Linked DNA regions of Homo sapiens: region 1 is linked to region 2. The links are chromatin contacts, found by Hi-C in ENCODE. All regions are on one chromosome and are shown on one strand. Each heading gives the region's core, a stretch centred on a gene start or an enhancer-like site at or near the end of the contact. The rest is flanking DNA. Distances are from core to core; before and after follow the strand shown.

Region 1 (4,169 bases), core at 540-3,039, 1.6 Mb after region 2:
CTATTATTATTCTCATTTGCCAGACGAGGAAACGGAAATTTGGCCCAACAACTTGGCCAAAGTCCCAAGCTAGAAAATACCAATCAGGATTTGAACCCATGTCGGGGTCTGAGAGTAGAGCCCATGCTCTTAAACACTTGCTATTTTGCCCCTTCAGGAAAAAAAAAGTGCTAGAACGCTGGAAAGAAAGAAAAAAAAAAGCCTCTGCCTCGAAAGCAGCTAGGACGACAGGTGCAACACCACACCTGGCTAATTTTTTTGCAGAGATGGGGTGGGGGGGACTCGCTATGTTGCCCAGGCTGGTCTTGAACTCCTGGCCTCAAGCGATCCTCCTGCCTCGGCCTCCCAAACTGCTGGGATTACAGGCCTGAGCCACTGCATCCGGCCCAAAATTTTTAAAGAAATGTCAGCAAACTAAAAAGACTCAGAGCCACAGAACTACAACTGCCCCAAAACAAAAAAAGGTAATTTAATATGAATGCTTCTTTTCTTGGGACATCATAATTCACACAAATATGATTTTATTAAAACAAAAATGTCTACTGTCTCATACATAAGTATACTCCACAAAGAAATTCTACAAATATTAGAGTCCTCTGTCATTTAATTTTTATTTGGCGGGTGGGAGAAAGGTGGCAACCAACCACCACAAGTAGGTGAAAGGCTTTGAAACCTCCACCTCAATCACTTGCTTTACTTCAAGACTGCAATCACTTGCTTTACTTCAAGACTGCTAACATATAAAAGGATGTCAGTGTATAAAGAACACTGCCTATCATCCATCTTCTCGGGTGCTCTGAGAAACACAGGCGCACAGTTAAATTCACAGGCGAACTCAGAACAAGCTTCAGCCTGCAATCCGTCAGGGATTCGGCAGCTGCACACCGAAGGTGCAGCCCGCAGCTCTCAACTTTTCATTCTGTCCACACGTTTTCAATCCTGGACGCACAAGTCCACTTTGAACCTGGCCCGAGGGTGCAAAGAGGGTTCCTGTCAGATTTCTCAGGAAGAGAGAGACGCGTGAAGGAGGGGCGGCCTCCCACCCGCCCCGAGCCGCCGCGCGTTTCTCCTTTTGTTGGGGTGGAGGAGGGCGGACCCCGCACCCTCTAGGGGCCAAGAGGGGTGGGCGGAGAGACGGGAGGGGGCGAAACGCCGCGGCGGCCCCCGACGAGCCCGGGGGTGGGAACACAAAGAATTTGGGAAGCGGCCGACCGCCCTTCCATAAACCTCCGCAGAAGTCCAGGCCCGGGCCGCCGAGGAGCAGGAGGAGGCGGGCGCGCTGGAGTCCGCGGCCCTCTCCGCTCCCTGCCGAGGCTCAGCGGCGGGCGCGGGCTGAAGGCCGGGGTTCGAGGGCGGCGCGAGGCCTCCGCTACCCCCTCAGCCACCCCGAACCCCTTCCGCCCCGCCGCGAGCCAGGCCGCGGGATCCCGGTGCCGGCCCCGCCACACCCACCCGCCTCCTAGGCCAGGCCTGGGAGGACTCCGCGGCTCTTTCTCGGGCGGCGGCGGCGGCGCGCCCCACGCCGGATATTTACCTGCTGATCTTCTGGGCGAAGGCGCGGCGCTCGGCCATGGCTGCTGCGGCGACGGCGACGGCGGCGGCGGCTGCGGCGGGCCGGGTGCGGACCGGCGGGCGCGTGCCTCCTCGCTCGTGCTCCCTCCCTCGCGGCCTCCGCCAGTCCGGGCTCCGGACCTGGGAGGCTGGGGCTGGCGGCCGGAGCCAGGAACGAGCCCTGCCGTAATGTTCCTTAGAGGCGCGCAACGAGAAACCGCTCCTCCCCCAGCGCGTCAATCCCGGCGGGAACCCCGGCTGCGGAAGGCGGCTGCGGCCGGCGGGAGCCGAGGGGAAGAATGGAGCGCTGAGGAAGCGAGGCGCCAGCCCCAGCCGCTTCGCTGCCGCGGAGCCTGCACGACCGAGAGGTCGCGGAGAGAAGCCAGAGACAGGCCAGCGACCTGGCGAGGCAAGAAAATAAGATAACCGAACGCGTAGGGGGAGCTTGGCTTTCCCGAAATGGAAGGGAAGGAAATGAAAGGTGGGCTTTGCCGAGGGGGCTGTGCTTTAACCAAAGCCCTGGATGACTGGGTTCATGTTTCTGCAGCACCGGTCTCCGAGCTTTTTAAAGCACTTGGGTTTCTGCTTCGGCCTCATGAATGCAGCCTAACTGGAGAAACAGTGGTTTTTCTTATAGAGAAAGAGCCAGAAAATACCTTGCTCCTGCAGCGATAACAATAGTAATAGTTGACTTCTGGTGCTTAGCCAGCCACTGGATTAAAGTTTTTCAAGCACGAGCGCTTTGAAGTAGATCGTTACTATCACTATTTTAGAGGGAAGGAAATTGGCTTGGAAAAGCTAAGTGACTGGCCCCAGGTCGCACAGATGGTAAACTCTTCCACTGAGACTCAAACCCAGAGCCGGTTCTTTTCTTTGAGGACAGTTGTTTCCGTATTATTAACCCCTTTTGGATCTCTCTCTGTCTCTCATACATACATATATATATATATATATATATATATATATATATATATATATATATATATAAAATCCAGGTGAGCTCTAACGTTCACCCCCATTTTGATGTTCTGTTAAATAAGCTCTGTGTTGACCACTGAAACTGACCTTGTCCATAATAGCCTATAAAACAGAGACTAGCAGAGATTTGTTTTCATCTGTTCTGTTGTAATCCCATAATGTCTAGAATATTTGGCTCCTAATGCATATCTGTTGATACTGAAATTATGGTGACACTAAGAAAAATATCTTGGTTTCTTGTAGTACCTTTCCTCTTAAGTATTGCAAGAACTTAAAATGTGTATTTATTTATTGTTATTATTATATTCTCAGTATGTCCTGGTGGAATATGTTGGATACCTGTTTTCCTCTCTTTTACCATTGGAAAATCTGTAGCTTGGAGCCATTAGGTCACTTGCCAGAGTCACACACTGAGTCAGAGGTGAAAGCCTCAATTAGTCAGATCCATAACTTCCTGTCTAGTGCTGTAACTTCTGTGGAAGACTGTGTATTTATATAACAATGCTCATTGCAGTAACACACTGCTTTTATTTATTGATTTATTTATTTTAGACAGAATCCCCCTGTGTTGCTCAAGCATGGAATGCATAGGGCACTGCAGCCTAAAACTCCTAGGCTCAAGCAATCCTCTTGCCTCAGCCTCTGGAGGAGTAGCTAGTACCACAGGCTCTTGCCAAGGCGCCCTCCAGTAACACACTGTTTTCAGATGCTTGTTTACTAAAGGAAAAGATAGTCTATTCAAAGAGGACAGATATTTGGCTTCTACCTAAGTATAGAGCCCACCTAGGTGTTCTAAAAAACACGAAGGTGAACTAGACACAGACCTGCTCTCAGAATGTTTGAGTCCATTGGGAAAGATGAACCAGGTACTCACAGACTGTAAGTCAAGGCTATCACTGTACCTGGCTTTTAAGACCCTCTGTGATAGGAACCCAGACTTATTTTGCCACTTTCTTACTCTGTAACCTTAGGCAAGCTACTTAACTTCATCTCTAAAAGGAGGAAAATAATTATATCTACTTGAAAGGGTGTTGTGAAGATTTATTGAATTGATTAATATAAAGTTCTTAGAACAGGGCCTGGTTCATGGTAAGTACGATGTGTGTCAGCTGTTGTTATTATTATCACTGTTACTGTCATTATTCATCCTATACTTAAGCTTGTCCTGGGTGTTTGATAGTCCCTGAATTGGTTGTCTGCTCTCATACTCCCAGCCAGATGTTGCATGCCTTTATCTCTGTTCTCCAAACATCTTTTCACTACTCTCTTAGAGAACTGGCCACATTTTGCTTTGAATAGTTCTTTGTATACATGACTCACTAGTTGCCAAAGTGTCTGAAAGGACTTTGCATGTACTCTGCAGCTTACTGGAAACATTTAGAGCAGGAAGAGGACAAGCAGGATCACGCTGTAAGCAGGGTAATTCAGAGTCTGGGGAACACTCTAAGCAGGAAGGGTGACCCCCTACCTCTGGGGAAGAGCTGGCAGTCACAGACCAAGTCATGTTGGCTGGTATCCCTGCCCCACAGGGTTTCAATGTCAGGAAAAGATATGGAACGCAGCAATGGGAGTGACAGTGGAATTGCTTCAGCTGACTAGCATCCATGCTCCCTATACCACCCCCTACACACACACACACA
Region 2 (3,942 bases), core at 785-3,284:
CGAGGAAACTTGGAGCGCATTGAAGTTATAGATCCCAGCAAAGGTTCTCGTGGCCAGGGATGTTGTCTCTGTAACACAGCTTGGCTTTTAGGACATTCCTCCCCTACTAAAATCTGAGAGGAACCAAGGAAAAGCAGTGGGTTAAGTTTGGGAAAATGGACTCTCTCATTAAAGGCTGAAATCATTATTTCTCCTCACTCCTTAGTAAATAATCTTGAGAGATTTCCAAGGATGTTCAGGAGGGAGGGTGGGAGAGAGAATGGTTCTTGAGCATTCGGGAATTATTTTGGCAATAAAGTAACTAAAGTACAAGCATAAAATAACTTTAGACAGATGCAGAATTATTTCAGAGGTTCTCTTTTGCTCTTTCTCCAGTACAGTATTTCCTGCCCCTTGCTTTGAAAAGAAGTCTGAATGAGAGTGGCCTTAACACATCACTCACCCTCACTTGTTAACACATCACTTACCCTCACTTTCCTACAGGAATGTCCCCTCTTTAGAGACTCTCTGGTTATGTCACCTCCACCGAAGGGCAGATTCCCCTGTGTGCCAGTGTCTTTCAACATGATACCTACCTCTTTCCTTTTGGAATTTTGAGAAGGGTTGTCAAATGCAGCATTTTGCAAACCATCATGAGGAAGAGAAGTAAAATAAGGGATGGGGGCTTAGAAGAGGCAGGTAGGCTTTCCCCCCTCCGAGAGAGGAGAGCCTAGAGAGAAAATATGAGGTTAAAAAAAAAAAACTGGAAAAGCAGGCTTACTGGCAACTTGCCAAACCCTAAAAACCACCCCCCTCTTTTCTGCCAAAACAATACTTTAGCAAACCTAAAATAATTGCAGGAAGCTCTTTTCCATTTTAAGAACTATTACCTGGGGGAGGGAAAAAAGGGATTCTTAAAAGGCACCCTTCCAGAGGTGTCCCAGAAACTGGGACGGTAATGATAGCCTATGTCCAGTTCTGGGCACGCGTTTGTGGATCAGAATATCTCCCTTCCCTAAGGGGACATCCCTTTCACATATTTTTTTCCTCCTAAAAAGTAAAAGATGTCACAGCTAAACCACTGTTGTTTCTGAACGTGATAGAACTTTTTCTATGGCGTCTGTGTTCAAACCCACTAGTTTCACAGTCCTGGGAGGGATAACGCTCATTAATCTCCGCCTTCTTTTCTCCAGACCCCCGCCCCCCAAATCCGGTGAATCTTCTGTGGGCACTGATTCCTCACCACCCCCGCTTCTGAATGCCACAGGACCGAAGCTGCACAAAGTTTGCAGGATTGTGTGCATAATTACCTCTGCCGACGAATCTATTCCCACAGAAAGCTTCGCTGGAGAGATTACAATGCTTTGAGCCTTACCGCATTTCAGTGGGGGAAAAAAAGTTACCTAGGAGGTCTGATTTTTCAAAGAAATTTGCATACATGCAAATGTGCCGCCCGGCCTCCTCCTCGGTTCTCTACGTGCCCACGCGGTGGCCCGGGGGGTGCGGGGCAACCTGGCAAAGTTGCCCAAGTCCTCCACCGAGGTCCGCGGAGGTCTGCAGCGGGGGTGGGGGGATGGGGACGAGGAAAAGTAGTTTTGTTTGCTTAAGCACATCCTGTGGCAGCCTATAGCTGCCCGGGAGTACAGACTGTAACTGCTCCTCACTGCGTTACCCAGTAATGCGCTGATCGGGGGAGGGGGCGGGGGGGCCGGGGAGCGAGCGGGAGAGCGAGCAAGCGAGCGAGCAAGGAGCGAGCCACGGAGAGAGCCGGGGAGCGAGCGAGCCAGCCTGCGAGCGCGAGCGGCCGCGGAGGCTCGGGACCCGGCTGGCCGCGCGGCGCCGCAGCCGCCCCCTCCCCCACACCCCCTCCCCCCCGCGGCGGCGGCGCGAGCGGGCGGCGGCTGTGCGGTGCGGTGCAGAGCGGAGGCGGAGGCGGGCGCGCGGGCAGCTCGCGGGCACCCGGCCGGGCCGGCGCGGGAGCGGGAAAGGGTGCGCTATGCCTTTAACACCCGCGTACAGTAGGCATGTATAGTGGAGTGTAGGGAAACTCTAGGCGGGGTTAAAGTTCAGCTCATGGAGCGGCAATAGCGCTGGCTGGCTGGCTGCAGTTGAGCCGACTTGGAAATGTGAACGCAAGAAGCAGGCTTGATTTTTTTTTCTCCCCCCTTCTCTCTCTCTCTCTCTCTCTCTCTTCCTCTCTCCCTCTTTCTCCTCTCTCACCCACACTCACGCACACCTCCAAACCGCACACCCAGACGCACACGCATACCCCAGCGCCCGGCAGTTATGTATTCTCCGCTCTGTCTCACCCAGGTAAGCCGCGGCGTGGATGCGGAGGGCTTGGGGGCCGGGGCGCCGGGGGCAGGGCTGGGGCTGGGTGGGGGGCACCGGGGCCGTCGCTCCGGCCGGGCCCAGGGCGTGCGTCTCGGTGTGTGTCTGTGTCTGCGCGTGTTTCTGTGTGTGTGCGCGCGTGTGCCCGCGGGTGGGGGGGGGGATCCCGCTTAAAGAAAGTAACTTTGTTTCCATGCGGGTGCATTCCTCTTGCACGGCCATTTGTGTGGGCACATGGCTAATGGCGCCCTCTTATTAATGCGTTAATTAATATCGGGGCGACGGACTGCGGAACAGCAGTGTTTTCGGACACCCCGCACGTGTTTCGGCGGGGTTGCAGTCCATGACACGCAGAAATCTGGCTCAGCGTTTCTGCTGCCGGGAGCAGGGATTCCGTAGTGCCGCAGCGCCCGGGGAGGGGGCCGCCGACGGAGCCCACCGCTCACCCCGCACGCTCGGGCCGGCTGCAGTCCTCGGGTGCGGGGAGACCTCGGGTGCCTGCGCCCAACGGCCCGCTCCCCGCAGCCTGCGCTGCCGCAGCCCCCCGCCGTCTTCCCGAACTCTTACTTTTGTTTATTGTTTGTCAGCCTTCGGGGTCCGGCCGCGGAAAGGACGCGGGCTCCCGTCCCGGCCCCGGCCCGGACAGCGCCCCTCGGACGCGGGCAGGCTGCGGCTAGCCCTCGGCTGAGCGGGGCTACGTGGACGCGCGTTCCCCCGCGCCGGCCGGGTGGAGCCTGCGTCCTCGCCGCGCGCCGGTGGCCCGTTGGCTCTCCCGGAGTGAAAGTTTCGGGGCCGAGACGAGCCCACGTTGTGCAGGGCGCCGAACGCCGGAGGCCGCGGGCCGCGGGCCGGGTAGCGCCGGGCAGAGTTGGGCTCCTAGCCGGGAGCCGGAGCGGCGGCCCGGGCCGGACACGGCTCCCCCCGCCGCCGCCGCCGCCACCACCACCACCGCCACCGCGCGACTCCGGCCGCTCCGCGCGCAGGACGGGGGCAACTTTTCCCCTCCGACTCAACTCAGAGCATGGGGCTCTTGCGCCCCACCGCCTCTCCTTTCCGTGCCCCCCTGTCCATTCCTCCCTTGTCTACCCACCCCCAGGCAAAATATTGCTACTTCGAGACTTCAAATCCGGTCCCCTTTGAATATGTTATTTGTTTTCCTTGACTAAAAGGCTTGAAGTCAAAGTGGTTTTGCGCTATTTTTTTTTTAAGCGTGAGATTTCATACTGCTTTGGTACATTAGGATCTGACCATTAATCACCTACATGAAGTTATATGCTTCACATAAAATGTTTATTCACCTCTCCCTTAAAAAACCTACCACTTCTTGCCTTCATTTAGTAGGAGATAACGGTTTAACCGGAATAGTTTCTGGAAGGCTAAAAAGTATCAGTAGTTTTCGCTCTCCTCTCTAGATTCTGGATTTATTTCCCACATGACATCCCTTCTTATTGCAATATCTAACAGTAATAATACCGGGTATTTGATCTCAGAAGACTCTTAAACGCATCTTTTATGTTGAAATGGTCTGTTTGGGATTTAGGCCTAGCATTAATAATGGATAGCAGTTACTTTTAGTTACTGTAAAAGTTTTTTTTTTTTTTCCTAACAAACTTCCAAAGTTCCTATTTTAGT

The links. Hi-C counts contacts between places; a loop is a spot of excess contacts on that map. Pooled maps may share reads with other maps.
Region 1: a map of OCI-LY7 shows a loop between it and region 2 (6-fold over the local background). The contact joins the promoter of DOCK7-DT here to the promoter of NFIA in region 2. A Hi-C loop is called at or near these places in 2 of 168 maps with a recorded cell type or tissue (OCI-LY7 and naive thymus-derived CD4-positive, alpha-beta T cell) and 6 of 50 pooled maps.

The regions. Positions count from the first base shown.
Region 1 is chr1:62,686,693-62,690,861 of GRCh38, forward strand. DOCK7-DT (DOCK7 divergent transcript) reads left to right here and starts at 1,790. Exons shown (of 2, transcript NR_185999.1): 1 at 1,790-1,960. It overlaps DOCK7 (dedicator of cytokinesis 7), which reads right to left and starts at 1,694. Exons shown (of 50, transcript NM_001367561.1): 1 at 1,535-1,694. The coding sequence starts at 1,572. RefSeq lists a silencer at 1,047-1,796 and an enhancer at 2,806-3,100.
Region 2 is chr1:61,080,527-61,084,468 of GRCh38, forward strand. It overlaps NFIA (nuclear factor I A), which reads left to right and starts at 2,035. Exons shown (of 11, transcript NM_001134673.4): 1 at 2,035-2,292. The coding sequence starts at 2,266. RefSeq lists a silencer at 1,311-1,605.